Regions from separate parts of the Mus musculus genome. Here region 2 is linked to region 1. Evidence: chromatin contacts called from ENCODE Hi-C or POLR2A ChIA-PET data. All regions are on one chromosome and are shown on one strand. The core of a region is the stretch at or near the end of the contact, and the rest is flanking DNA. Distances in the headings are between cores, read along the strand shown. Region 1 overlaps Slc22a4 (solute carrier family 22 (organic cation transporter), member 4). Region 2 overlaps P4ha2 (procollagen-proline, 2-oxoglutarate 4-dioxygenase (proline 4-hydroxylase), alpha II polypeptide).

What was found. Hi-C counts contacts between places; a loop is a spot of excess contacts on that map. ChIA-PET counts read pairs that join two places held with the same protein, here RNA polymerase II (POLR2A).
Region 2: a map of regulatory T cell shows a loop between it and region 1 (2.1-fold over the local background). The contact joins two enhancer-like sites. A Hi-C loop is called at or near these places in 2 of 37 maps with a recorded cell type or tissue (mouse trophoblast stem cell and regulatory T cell). POLR2A ChIA-PET finds 5 or more read pairs at or near these places in 1 of 5 experiments (Patski).

The regions. Positions count from the first base shown.
Region 1 is chr11:53,997,765-54,005,101 of GRCm38, forward strand. All of the region lies in intron 3 of Slc22a4 (solute carrier family 22 (organic cation transporter), member 4), which reads right to left. Among named protein-coding and RNA genes, the nearest start is that of Slc22a21, 21 kb to the left of the region's middle. Within about 2 kb of position 4,848, at least 1 of the 3 ENCODE cell types and tissues checked has a DNase peak (open chromatin) inside an H3K27ac peak, as active enhancers do.
Region 2 is chr11:54,104,395-54,111,731 of GRCm38, forward strand. It overlaps P4ha2 (procollagen-proline, 2-oxoglutarate 4-dioxygenase (proline 4-hydroxylase), alpha II polypeptide), which reads left to right. Exons shown (of 16, transcript NM_001136076.2): 3 at 5,815-5,920; 4 at 6,592-6,688; 5 at 7,029-7,180. The coding sequence starts at 5,833. Among named protein-coding and RNA genes, the nearest start is that of P4ha2, 7.1 kb to the left of the region's middle. Within about 2 kb of position 2,547, at least 2 of the 3 ENCODE cell types and tissues checked have a DNase peak (open chromatin) inside an H3K27ac peak, as active enhancers do.

The DNA.
Region 1 (7,337 bases), core at 3,598-6,097:
AGACACTGAGTGGAGTCAGGCTGTGGGAGGCTTGTCCACAACTCTCCTATGTGTGACCAGTCACTGGCCCGTGAGATAACAGTGGTTCTCCCAGCTGTCAGGACACAGTCCCTGTCCTTGAACCCTGAGACATGATACTCAGAAGGCAGCTGCCTCTGGAGTTTCCCAGAGCTGGCAGCCAGCACTGGAGCTGATGTTCTCCAGGCAGACAGTGTTCTATTGTCTCTGTAGGGTGACAGCCCAGGTGTCAGGCACATATCCAGTGACCAAAGCAAAGGCTTGAGGCCACATGCAGTTGGTACTGTCTGGGGAAGGCTGGACTGGCAGCAGGTTTCTGTCCTATGCAGCTCAGCAGTCCACTCAGCAGTGGGTCTTCAGAGATGGTGTCACTTAGGATCCTAGCACAGCATCCTCTGTGGGGAGCCTTAGTCCTTTCTAGAATCCACTCTGGGCCTTCTGACCTGAAGGCAGAGATATAGCCGACAGCAAGGGCTTTATTCTTTGTATAGGACTTGCCCACACTACAAAACACTAGAAATATTGATGGTGAACTTGAAGAATCTAGAGTCATCCAGAAGTGAAGACTCTGGGCATGTCCGTGAAGGTTTCCGGATTGGGTAAACTGAGCGAGGAACACCCTTTGTAAATGTGGACAGCACCGGTGCATGGCATGGGGTCCTCGGCTGAACAGAAAAGGAGAAAGTAGGTCCCACTCCTCAATGGTTCCCTTCTCATGATTTTCTTTCAGTTTCTTGAGAGAGCTGAGGCTGGGTATCTCACGACCCTCACAGCGTGACCAGGCTTCTAAGCCCAGGGCCATCCTTCAGCCTGTAGATTCATTCCAAAGGATGCGGTCTGACTACTCTGGGTTTCATGAGTCAAATTTCCAGATGTTTCCTTACTCTAGGAATGAGTGCACTCTACCATGACCTGGCTGTCTTTGGGTCTTTGGCTGGGATTACAATATGGCAATGAATGTGTGTGTGTGTGTGTATGTATGTGTGTATGTGTATGTTTGTGTGTGTTCTTCTTAAGCAAAAATCTAGAAGCAGAAAATTTGATCATAGAAAAGAAATACACACGGGACCCGTTTTCTGTGAGGCCAGGGAAGACACCGTAGCACTGGGCCACAGTCTGAGAGCAGACAGTAACACACTCAGCATAATTTGGTCATGCACCAGGTAGGTACCAGGCAGGGACAAGAGCTCTGCCAGCCCGTGGATCACAGAGGACTGTACAGACAACTCCACCACTCTTTAACTTTTAGGACCTCTCCCTTCCTTAGACACTGCTGTCATTCGAGTGAGAAATGTCCCCACTGGCTCATGCATTTGGCCACTTAGCCTCAACAGGTGGTACCACTGCGGAAAGTGATGGAGTCTTTAGGAGGTGGAGCCTTGCTGGAGGAAGTACATCTAAGGGTAGGCTTTTAGGCCTTATAGTCTGACTCCACTTCCTTTTCTCTCTATGCCTCCTATGTAAGGAGAAAATGTTGTCACTCCGTTCCTGACTGCCATGCCTCCCCCACCGTGACAGACAGTAGCCCCTGGAACTGTGAGCCTAAAGAAGCGTTTCTTTCCCCAAGTTGCTTGTTGTCAGGGTATTATATGACAATCACAGAGCAGCAACCAAGATGTACATAATCACCAACATTGTCACAGTCATTGTCTTTATTACCATCACCACCACCACCATCACCATCACCTCCATCATCACCATCATTACCATTAGCACTACCACCATCATCATACTCACCAACATTGTCACAGTGCATTGTCTTTATTACCATCACCACCACCATCATCACCATCACCATCATCTCCATCATCACCATCATTACCATTATCACTACCACCATCATCATACCCACCATCATCTTCAGAACCAACGCTTTTATGAGCAGTTCTTTAAGCCCCACTTCAGGATAAATGATCCCTTTGACGGTTATCTTACAAACATTCACCTAAGACATAAGGAGTTGAAGCCACTTGCCTACAGTCACGTATCTGTAACAGTGACACAAACTGCAAGTGATAGCTCATAGTTAAAATCCCAGAACTGAACAAGTGGAAGAAGGAAGACTGGGGGCTCTTTGGCTGCATAAATTCTGAGCTCAATGTCAGCTTGGGCTATAAGAGATCTGTGTCTCAAAATCACAGACAAATGGGTGAGAGCAGTGGCTCGGTGGGTCAAGTGTTGGCTGATCAAGCAAGGGCCTGAGTTTAAATCCCCAGAGCCCGTATAAGAACTGGACATGACTGCACACGTTTGGACATCCAGCACTTGGGGGTAGGAACAGGAAAATCCTGAGAGCTAGTTGGCCAGCCAGTCTAGCTGAAACGGCAAGTTTCAGATTCAGTGAGAGAGTGATAGAGGAAGACATAGGGCATCAATCTCTGGTTTCCACACATGCACATACACACACTTGAACATCACACATGCACATACACACATGAATAGAACCCAAACAAATCAGAATCCTAGAGCAAACAAACCTCAACACAGTGATAAAACCAAGATGTAAGCCGTATCTGTCAACCTATGCATGTCTAGCTTTCAAGAAGAAAATTGCCTGGGGCAAACCCTTTTGTCTTATGGACCAGTCCTTCAGCTGGGATGCTAGTGGAGACACCAGGGGAATGTGTCTTTCCCACTTGTGAGGCGGAATGTCTTTCAGTTCTTCTTGGGCTGATCATTAAACTGGCTAAGAGAGAAGTTCTCTCTGAGGGACACCAGGAAGGGGCCCCGAGTCTGGCAGATGCAAGAAGCTCCCTGTGTGCTCACCTGGGGGAAAGACCCATGGCAGAGATGACTCCCAGATTGGCTCACCCAGATCCCTGTAGTCTCCCTCTGTCCCATGGGCTTCTGATCCTAGGCAAAGCCTGGCTTCTCAGGGTCTCTGGAGAACAGAATCCCCACATCCCAATACAAGAGCATGTCCTAGTTCTGACGAGACCATGGGCAGCTCCAGGAGATTATGCCACTAATTGGCTCCTCTACCTTCCCTTTGTCATCCAGCCCCAGGAAGCACTGGGCACTCTCCATAAGGAGGCAGCAGGACATGCACCCCAATGCAACTGAAGCCTGCTGCACATTCTAGCTCAGGAGACAAGCCTGGGGAATGGATGTGCTAGGATGGACTGAGGGGGCAGTGCCCTGCATCATAATGGGTAGAGAGTGTGGGCTCCTCTATGCTAAGTCCCCCTGTGAGGGTTAATACTGCTTGTCAATTTGATGGGATCTAGAATCACCTAGGAGACAAATCTCTGGCATATTTGTGAGGGATTTCTGTTGTGGATTGGTTCTAATGCTATTTGTGTTCATTCGGCTCCCAAAATCACAGGGAACCCACACGTCTGAACTGAGGGTCCCTGTCCCCAGTTGGCTCTGACTGGGAAATAAAGTTGCCAGCAGCCAATGGATGGGCAGGGAGACAGAGGTGGGGCCTTTAGGATTCCTGGACAAGAAATGCAGAAGAGAAGGAAGAGGGCATCCCACCATGACAAGGGTGTAGGAGACCACACCGGGAAAGTGCAGGAGGGAGAGACGGCTGAAATGTAGATGCAAAGGGGAAAGCAGCCCCTGGAGGACCCCAGAAGGGTCCAGGGCAGCAAGGATAAAATACAGATTTAGTAAGTGTGTTAACTCAGGAATATTGGAGGGGAGTGTGTTAGCCACATGGAGGTTCAGAAGTGGCCTAACCATTAAGCTAGTTATACCATATTAAAATATAAAGTGTGTGTGTGTGTGTGTGTGTGTGTGTTTCCATCTGGGATCCAGAACATAAGGGCAGGTGGTGAGAAGTGTGTGTGTACCTGCCAGGAGATAGAGCAGATTTAACAAATTACCTCATCAGGTTTCTAGATCGACTTAACTGGGGAGAAAGGTCCCCATAAATGTGGGTGGAGCCAGGGTATGGGAGAGGGTGCTGGGCTGAATAAAAAAGAGAAGGCCAGGTGGGCACAAGCATTCATTTCTCTGCTTCCTGACTGGAGATACAGTGTGGTTGGGGGACTCCAACTTCTGCTGCCACGACACAGAAAATGAGATCTGGGTTTTTGAGATAAGCTAGCCTATGGTATTTGGCTATGCTATTTCATTCAAATAGGCCAGGACAAATTTATATTTCAAGTTTAAAGCATTTAAAGGTTGGAGTATAGCTTAGTTATACAGTGCATGCAAGAAGCCCTTGGTTTGATCCTTAATACAAAAAGATATGTACATTAATAAATTAGTGAAAAACAATACAAAATAGGTGGCTGATAAAAAGCCATGTAATTGATGTAGTTAAATCTCAAATATGACTGAGATCCCTGGTAGCCAAAGTTATAGAACATGCCATCAAGTGTATGCTCATTGAAAGGGAAACATATGGATTGGATCAAATGAGCTTTAAACATGTCTAAAGAGAAGCTACAGCAAGGATGGCAGGGGTGGGGTGGGGTCGTGGTTGGGTGTTGATGTTAGAAGTCTGAAAAATACTGAATTAGTGAGCTCAGTCAAGGCAGGAGGTGGTTAGGTTTTCTGAAGACAGAGAACCAGAGGGCGCTGTTGCGCTGCAGGAAAACCCGCAGCCACCAGGTCCATCCTTCCACCAAGCCCTCCCTTGCTGAGAAGCGGTTCTTTACAGGGGATGAAGGAGATCCACTGCTGGCATCTTACCCAGCAGTCTGTAGGCAGGTTGAGGGTGCTATGCCTGAGACTAACACAGGGCCTAGAAAGCTGGGGTGAGAGGGTCAATGACCCTGATTTTGAGTCTCACTTCCCCCACCCTGGGAGGTGTATCCTGTGTGTGTTGCTCTGAGGAGCATGAGTTTAGTTGGCCTTTTGTACTATCCTAAGACTCTTGCAAGCCTAGTGAGGTTTTTAAGAGCAGCCTAGAAGAAGGCTCATTCCTGTACTGCTTTGGGAACAATTCAGGTTCTGGAATCAACACAGAGATTAATCCCCAGGATGAACATTTTACCATCCCAAGCATCCAGATTCCCAGAGCTGGGAAGATCAAAGTTCAGGGAACTTCTCAAATGAAAATCTGTTAGGTTCAAATCTGGCTTCAAGGAAAAGAAAACCAACAGAAGCCTGGAAAGTAGCTGTTTTACTCGTGAAACACCAGAGGGCACTGCTGTGCTGCAGGAAAACCAGCAGCCACCATGTCTGTCTTTCCACAAAGTCCTCCTCCCCTGTAGAAGTGCCTGGGATGCCATCTGTTCTGGGACAGATCAGTTTTCAGCGACACTTTCAGGCCTTCAGACCTAAGATCGTAACACAAGTGTTATCCCAGAACCTAATGTTAGCAGTTTCCCTCCGAGCCCGCTAGAATGAGAAGGGTGGACCCAAGCAGACAGCGAGCCCTGTGAGTGCAGTCTTCTCTGTTAACTGTTGGCCTGACACACCTAAGCTCCTGCCCACCCTTGACCTGGCCCTCTTCTTCTCTACCCTGCACTCGAGGCCATGGCCACGTGGGAAGGAGGGTTGTGGAAGGCAGTGCCAGAGCTGTGGTACTTGAGGGGGCTGGGGCTGCTGCTGGGTGGCTGGGCCTGTGGATAAAGTGCTTGCAGTACAAGGATGAGGATGTGAGCTCAAATGCCCAGGACCCGCTTAAAAGAGCTGGGCACTGTGGAACACGCCTGAGAACCCAGTGCTGATGGGACAGAGACAGGAGGCCTCTGGGGTAAGTTACCTGAGAGCTCCAAGTTTAATGTAAGTTTATGCCAAAGAATAAGGTGAATGGCCAGCTGGCTGGCTCAGTGCCAGTCCTGGTCAGCTGAGTTGACTCCCAGGGCCCAGCGTGGTGGGAGGAGAAAATGAAGTCCCACTAGTTCTCTGCTTTTCACCCGTGTGCTATGGCTTGCATGCACCCCCTTTCCTCATACAAAATAAACATTCATTTAGAAAAATAGGCAGAGAGCAATTGTGAAGGACATCCAGTGTTTCCCTCTGCATTAACCTGCCCACACTCCTGAGCTCATACTTATGCATACATAAACACTCACAGAGACAGACAGATAGACACACAGATAGACAAACACAGACACATAGAGACATACATACATACATACATACATACATACATACAGACAGACAGACAGACACAAGTTAAATAAGTAAAATGCATCAGAGGATGAGGCTGTCTGGCATAGACCACTCCTTGCTCCCAGCCGGGGCTGCTCTGACTTTGTCCTCCCATCCAGAGGGACCCTCACGTCCCACCCTTCCCAGGTCTTACATCACTTACTGCTTGCAGCTCTTTTCTTTCTACACAAACGTCTCTGCTCTCTACAGACATAATAATATTTGTTATGGTGAAGTGTTGTTGTTGTTTTGCTTTTAAGAGACATGGTATTGCTACATAGCCCAGGCTATCCTAAAACTGATCATTCTCCTGTCTCTGTCTCCTGAGAACATGTGTGCATCTTCACAGATAACCTCAGAAAAACTCCTGTCGCTCTCCTCATCCTCCTCGGAAGGCTGAGAACCTCGCTCCTCATGCCAGGGCCTGCTTAATGGAGGGCTGCTTATTGAGCCACGCGGAACCCTGTGTCTCCTGCTTGCACTATCCCTTCCTGTGAGTCCTCTTCCCTCAGACACGAGGCTGGGCCCGTGGCAAGAGGCCATTCACCAATAATTAAAGGAATGGAATTTGGACAATTCCACCTTGGCAACCTGACAGAGGGTGTGCATGTATTTGGCTAACACAACATAACACGGCTAAGGCCAGTGAGTCACAAACTCCTGAGAGCAATCAGAACTACATAGCCAGGTGTAGGAAAGGCTATTCGACCTCTATGATAGAGCACGATCAATAGTTAAGCTGGAACAATGGGAAAAGACTGTGATAATTTGGGGCCAACTAAAATGCTTGTTCTAAGTATTATAGGACTTTGTGTTTATTATGCTGTGGGTATACTACCTCACCTCCTTTCATAATGAGGGGGTGTTAGGTGGTGGGAATCACACTTTTCAGAGCACCCCTGAACAACTTCTATGAAACTCACCTCATTTCCTCCTCCAGAGAAGCTGGAGAGTGTCTAGGGCCTCCCCAAGGCCTAGGAACTGATGGCTTGCCCTCCCTCAGCTTGGCCTTCCAACAGTAGGACTGTTATCAGAGAGGCACAGCTGTCCTGTGTGGAGCTCATATGCTCTGGGTGTGGGCTCAGAAGCAGGCCAGAGCAGCTCTGCCCAGGTGGGACAAAATCCTGCCACCTAGCAAGTGCCTTTCCTTCCTCTGTATATGGCACATCGACCCCACTAAGTTGCTTTGTAGGCCACCAGCCTTCTGCTTTCACAGCCCAGCTCGAGGGCTTTATGTCCTCTGTTGTCTCTCCCCCAGGACCTCC
Region 2 (7,337 bases), core at 1,297-3,796, 100 kb after region 1:
GATAATGTGTGACATGTCCAGTAGACATGACTCTGGCTTGAATTCAGGGAATGGTGTCCTTACTTTTCCTCCATGAACTCTCCTTTTCCTGGTGGCCTCCAAGTACGGGTGTCATGGGCTTCTTAATCTGCGAACCTTTGAGACATCTGTGACCAAGTTTTCAATCTGAGTGCAGTGTGGATTCGCAGTCTTGGGAAGGCACAGGTGCTATGACAGTTACTGAGTAAGATAGGATGGTGTATTAGTCAGGGTTCTCTAGAGTCACAGAACTTATGGATAATTTCTAAATAGTAAAGGAATTTATTGATGACTTACAGTCGGCAGCCCAATTCCCAACAATGGTTCAGTCGCAGCTGTGAATGGAAGTCCAAGGATCTAGCAGTTACTCAGTCTCACGCAGCAAGCAGGCGAAGGAGCAAGAGCAAGAGCTAGACTCCCTTCTTCCAATGTCCTTATATTGTCTCCAGCAAAAGGTGTAGCCCAGATTAAAGGTGTGTTCCACCACACCTTTAATCCCAGATGAAAGGCATAGCCCAGATTAAAGGTGTGTTCCTTAACTCGGAGATTCAATCTTCTGGAATCCATAGCCACTATGGCTCAAGATCTTCAAACCAAGATCCAGATAAGGATCTCCAAGCCTCCAGATAAGGGTCACTGGTGAGCCTTCCAATTCCGGATTGTAGTTCATTCCAAATATTGTCAAGTTGACAACCAGGAATAGCCACTACAGATGGTATCAGTGTGTCTTGCAGGAGGGGCCTTAGCTGGGGAAGCTTAGCTTGCTGACGTGCCTTCAGCAGCCTCGGTGGTTCTTCTTATGTGGTTTACAGTACCGTTTCCTCCTCATTCCTGCTTTGTGTAGTTTTCATCATTCATGGTCAACCACACTGTGAAATAGTCATTGGAAAATAGAAGACATAACAACTCTAGGCTCTCCTAAGTTCTGTGACGGAGTCTGTGTCACTCTACGCTGGCCTTCCCAGTGTATCATTCCTTCCTTAGTGTATCCATGTGGTATACACTATCCATTGTTAGTCCTTCCATCCTTCATAGCCAGTTATCAGGTGGGCTGTACAGTATTAACAGTGAGAGTGCTCAAGTAACCTATTCAGCACTGGGCATTTCATATCAGTCCATTGTTATAATTACTCCACCTTGTTCCGTTGGTAATCTCTCCTTGTGTCTAATTCCTAAATTAAGCTTTATCATAGGTGTGTACTTACCGAGAAAGGCAGCATCTCAGGGTTTTGATACTATCTGTGGTTTTAGGCATGCACTGGGCTTCTTGGAATCTATTCTCCGTGGACAAGGCAGGAGTATTGTATCTGGAGCAGAGATGTTATCTGGCTTACAAGGTTTTTGTGAGAATTAGATGGTAGAAATGAAAGATCTTTGGAAACATAAACCGTGGTTATCTTAGCCTAGGTTCCCAGAAAACAGAGCCCGAGGCAGAGCTTAAGTGCTTAATACTTATTGGAGAAGTGTATTGCAGGGCAGCTGGGGTGAGAGGAAAGGAGAGAAGAATGGGAAACAACCAGGGGGTACCTTAGCCAGCTGGCCCCTCTGTGTGGAGATTGTTGGCTCTTCAGCCATGTCGGGTCTATCTACTTCTGTGTGCAAGCTCTGTGGGGACTCCATGACTGTAGATGATTTCTTACAGGAGGAGTTTGGAGGAAGTGTCGACTCCCACTGATACGTCACCCTTCATCAGCTGGGGTTCCCTCATTCCCTAGTCTGTAGCCATTGCCCCTCTGTAGCCATTGGAGAGGCAAGTCAAGAGTGACTGGGAGGAGTCTGAGAATCACCTTGGGTCAGCAGTGTCTTCTCCCTGGCTAAGCGAGAATAGATGGTTTGGAGCCCAGGGCATGGCTGTAGCGTGGCAGGGATGCCTTTTATCTTTTGGTGAAGTTTATTTTTGGTAAGTTAAGTTCAACTTGTCCGTTTGTGGAGGTCCTGATGAGAACCCCGCTCAGTGTTGGCTTGTGGACTTCCGACAGCTTCTCTGCTGTAAGTACACTGCCCTGTTATTGAAGCAGGAGGCTTCCAGCATTCACGTATTGAACAGAGAGATGATGTCAGGACAGATGTACTTTACGGGACACATGCATTCTTGTCAAGCCCATTCAGTTCCCGTTTCCTCTTCTGACAGCCATGGGGCTGCAAGTCTAAGGCCAGAGAGTCCCTTAACTGATCTTTTATGTGCTTCCTTAAATGGACACTGAGAGATGAGACTCAGGAGGACTCTTGGGAGAGGGGAGATCATTTGGCTTCACTGAGCAGAGATCTTGCTCTCACAAGGAAGGCTCTTGGTGAAGGTAAATATTTTTGACATGAAGTCATTGAAAGTTTGAGGTCTGGGGTGGTGCAATGGGGCTGGAGAGGGTAGCAGGGCCAGGTCACAGAGCTACAAGGGCTCTTTGGGCTAAGGTATTTGGACCATGTCTTGCTAGTCATGGGGAGCCAAAGGGAGGGCTTTGGCAAGCCTTGTTGGCTACTTGGTAGAACAGTGTTGGAGGGAAGCCAGTCCAGAGGTGGAGAGGTCAGAGCAGGTGGGGCCTGCATGGCTGAAGGGTGTGCTACAGGTAGACCAGGGTGATGACTGAGGCACAATGTTCTGTAATTGGACGTGGGTGTACTTCTGGGGCTGTACGGACATCCGTGTTCTTCAGTAGTGGGAGCACTTGGGACCTGTGCACAACTGGGAGAGTACCTGGTTCCTCTCAGCTCTGCCAGCCTCGAGTTAGCCATGATGCAGCAGGCAGGGCCGTGGTGGAAAAGGAGGTTGAAGAGTCAGTCCTGTTGGGGGCAGTTATCCCTCCCCTGAAGGCAAACAGCATTTTTGCCCAGTGCCAGGCAAGACCTATTTACAAACTCATGTTCAGTCTCTAGGCTGTTAAATGCTTTGTGAAAGAGCAAGCTGTAGTGTTTGGGCTGCAGCTGGGAGCTTGGCAGAGGGTCTTTCCCCGATGAGGTAAGGGGAGAAGCTGAGGACGCTGCTGGTTTGCAGCTGGAAACATCTTTTCATGGCTACTTGGCCAGGTTATAAATGTACTTTCCAAAGAGCAGGCTCGCTGCGGGACCTCTGCTTGTGTGTCTTGGAATCGCCGTGCTGAAAAATGGTGCCAGTTGCCTGGTGGGTGAATTACTGTCACTGGGACATTGGCAAGCTTTGCAAGACCTCCCCACAGGGGTCCAGACACTGCGATTGCCAAGGCCCCTTTGGAGTTCAGTTGAGAATGTCCTACTTTGTTTCCTTTACATATTAAACATATTACAAAATTATATATTTTTAAGAAATTCTAATAGAATGTCTTATAGAAAGATCAAGAAAACAAAGATAAAAAGACAAATAAAATCATGCCACCAAGATACAGTTAAAGCATAATTCTTTCTTACATGCATTCCTACATAATTTTTTCCTCTCAAAACATGGAGCATAATGTATTATTGGGGGGCTGGCCTTTGCCAGGCTGCTTTGATCTTTCTATGTTGATATTCATACAGTGTTTATTGTTATTTAGCTTATATTAAGCTACTGTACAATGTGTAAACTCTTTAGTTGTATTTTGTCTGGACAAATCTGATGAAGAATACTTCCCTGGGTGCTTGCTGCTAGATAGACTTTATTCTAAACCCTGAGGTGCAGCTCAATGCTCAGCCGTGTTCTTATTTGGTGCTGTTTCATAAAATGAGATTTGACCATGACCACCTCCTGGATTGTTCTTCATGGATTCCTGGGGGCTCCTGGGAAGGCTTTTGGCAGCACTGGCCCTGGCCAGACACGTGAATTCTCACTTTTTCTGTCCTGGGTGAGTACTGGGTGTAGCTCTGATGAAGGGCTGACATTCTCCAAACTGTAGAGAGCCGCTGTACTCAGGCTAAGCACCTCCTCTCACCTGACCCAAGTTAGGTGACTTTTTATATGAAACCTTTCGAGTTCAGGGGCCCTGGGGTCAGAAGAGATGATCAGATGTCCCTGCTTGGAATGGAAGTGTCAGTGTGGCAGCCTGAGAACAGTTTGCCTGGGGGTGCCCAGTTCTCTGGACCAACAGGGCTTTCAAACCCATCTCCCCTGCCAGGACAGGGCTTTGAAGGCACTTGGTAAGTTGCTTCCTAAAGCCCATGTGTGCTTTTTTGAGGCTGTGGATGGACTCATCTAAGCCAGGCAGCACATTCCAGAGAAAGGACAGCTGGCATTCGTGTAGTAAAGAAACCTGGTTGCTCTCAGGTATGGACTGTGGGTGGTATTTGAAAGGCATGAAGAGGCTTTCTGGTTTCCTGACTATGCTGCCTGATTTCTGACTAGGTAGAGTTGTAACTGGCCACACAGCAGGGAGCTCCATGCAGCCCCCAATTCATCCAGATCTGGTCTGGTCTCCTGCTTGGGCAGAGAATCACCCCTACTCTGAGGGGCAGTTGGCTGGCCCTCCACATCAGAGAGCCTCCCAACTCTAAGATTTTCCTACTTTTTGTGTGTGGCATTTTTGCCTTCTCTATTTTCTTTGCTTTCCATCTGATAGTAAATTTCCATCTGAGCCATTCCGAGACTTGGCTTAGTTGGAACAAGAAGAGGAAGAACAGGCAAGGTTCAGCTGGGTGGTGGCTTTTCCGCACGTTCTGGGCTGCATGGCTGGATGGGAGACATGTCTGAAGGCCCCACTGTGGACTTAGGCTGGCTGCCAGTGAAGCTTGTCCCAGGTTGCTGCTGCGTCCCTCAGAACTGTGCCTATTTCTAGTCGGGTGAGAAGGCAGTGGTTGGCTTCATCCTCATGTCAGCAGCCCAGCCCCAGTGTTTTGACTGTGTGAGACTGAGTCACCTTTGTATCCTGAGCACCTAGCTTGCTGCCTGGAATCTCTGGGTTGTAAGTAAATGCTTGTGAATGAGTAGGGAGTAGCTAGAGAAGGTGTCTCAGTACAGAGAGAGCCGTGTCTGCTCAGAATTGCCACTCGGAGGCAGGTGCAGGCTGGCAGAGGTCAGTTTTCCTCTTCTGCTGTCTGTCTACTCTGTACAGTCAGCTTGCTTGGTTACCCTGGCCATGTTATCTCAGGTTGTTTTGTTTTGGTTTGGTTTTGTCACTGTCTCTTCTCTATTATCACTTCCTTATGGTCGGAATCCAGGTTCTTGAATCCTTTGCCTCTATTGATATGTGGCAACGGGACCTTTCTCTGTGTGGGCAACCCTCAGTCCATGTACAAAGGGAGTCTCCTGCCGGAGGCCACTTTCACGTTGGGATACCATGGCCTCCATCACTGGTTTGGGGAGAGTGGAGCTTGCAGAGGTGCTTCCTCCCCTCCTGAGATCCCGATGATCTTGGCATCTTGGGAACCAACTCTGTGAATTGGCTCCTCCTCCATGTGGCTCTTGACGCTAACCTGGCATATGTATTAGAAAGTAAGAAACACGGGTAGGCGGGAAGTCAGGTGTATACATTTATAATCTTAGCAACTGGGAGGCTGAGGCAGGAAGATTGTGACTTCCAGGCCATCCTGGGCTCCAAAATGAGACCTTGTCTCCAAAAAGAAAAACAGAATAAAACAAAACCGGGGCAGGGGCCATAAGTGAACACATGTCTCTGGTTCCATGTTCTGGCCCATCCCCTGGGTGATCCTGAATGCTTTATTTAGTGACATCTTTGAGTGTGTGTTTATGTATGTGCACGGCGTGTATGGATTTGTCTTCTCGCAGGGTCTTGGTATGCAGTTCAGGCGGCCTTGAACTTTGTCCCTCCTAACCCAGTCTGAGTTTCCAGGCATGCACCCCCCCCACGTCTTTCCACCGTGCCCACCTGATGACTGCTCCTGAATGCCTTGCAGGTACTGCCCTTTCCAGTTATGAAGCTCCAGGTGTTGGTGTTGGTGTTGCTGATGTCCTGGTTCGGTGTCCTGAGCTGGGTGCAGGCAGAATTCTTCACCTCCATTGGTATGTGGCAACAGAACTCTAGTCTACCTAAGCAGCCCTCAGCTAAGTGCAAGGGGCTGTTGCCTGAGGTTCGTTCAGGGTGGGATAGTTTAGTCAGTGATTTTGACCAGTCCAGGGAGAATGGAACTTACAAAGGCTCCCCCTATCCCTGACCCCTGCACCCCCAGGAGATCCTGATGAACATGCATCTTGGGAGGCAGCTTTCTGAATTGGACTCTCCTCTCTGGAAGTGCAGACTGCAAGTAGCTTTCAGGTCTTTTTCAGTCCTTGGCAAGAGGCCAGTCTATGCAATGAACATTCTCAGTTCCAAGGACCAGATTCTCTCCTTTTCAACTGAAGGTTAAGAGCTGATTTCCATGTGATGCGCCCTTAGATATCCATGCCCCTTTGACAGGACCAGCCGGCTGACAAGGGGACAAAGAGATTTAGAACTTCTCCTAAAGTCGTTCCCAGTGCACGTGCGCTTTGCCCAGGCATCTTCTTGACACATTGCTTCTATCTTCCTGAAGTCGGGGGTCACGGCGTGTGAATGAATAGGCCCCTTTAACTACCAGTCCCTGTGATTCCTCGTTTACTGGCATATACTGGGCAGGAGCACTCACTTCTGTACTGGTAATTTCCATAAGCCATTCCTCATCCATTTCTCACTGGCCCATGCTTCTCTCCTGTAGGGCACATGACCGATCTGATTTACGCAGAGAAGGACCTGGTACAGTCTCTGAAGGAGTACATCCTTGTGGAGGAAGCCAAGCTCGCCAAGATTAAGAGGTGTCCAATGTCCTAAGACCCCACACTAAGTCATCCCTGCTGCTCCTCTTCCCCAGCCCATCCAAGGTGTAAGAGGAAGTCATTGAGAGGTGACCTGGGGAGTTGACCTACAGTTAACTTATGCTGAGTATGGGGGGTTAGGAAGCTACGGTCTTTTATGCCTTCTTTTTAATTTACATGAGAGTTCCCAGCTCTTACCTAGATTAAGGGCTAGAAGTATCTAGGAAGTTACTATATTCATGTTTTATCATCTCTTGATGAAAGAGCCCTGGACCTCACGAGGGAAATGAGCACCCTGTGTGGGTGGGTGTGGCAGTCTCTTTTTCCTTTGGTTCCGCAGCTGGGCCAGCAAGATGGAAGCCCTGACCAGCAGATCAGCTGCCGACCCCGAGGGCTACCTGGCTCATCCTGTGAATGCCTACAAGCTGGTGAAGCGGTTGAACACAGACTGGCCTGCACTGGGGGACCTTGTCCTTCAGGATGCTTCGGCAGGTGAGGGACGGTGAACAGCCTGGAGCTGTCCTTGTTTTGTTTTAAAAGTATAGTAACAATCACTTCCTGTCCTTTTGTCATGTTTCCCAGTAGTAACATTTTCTAATTATACTTCAGTAATACATATTTTATAACAGACTTCAGGTACGTAAAATAT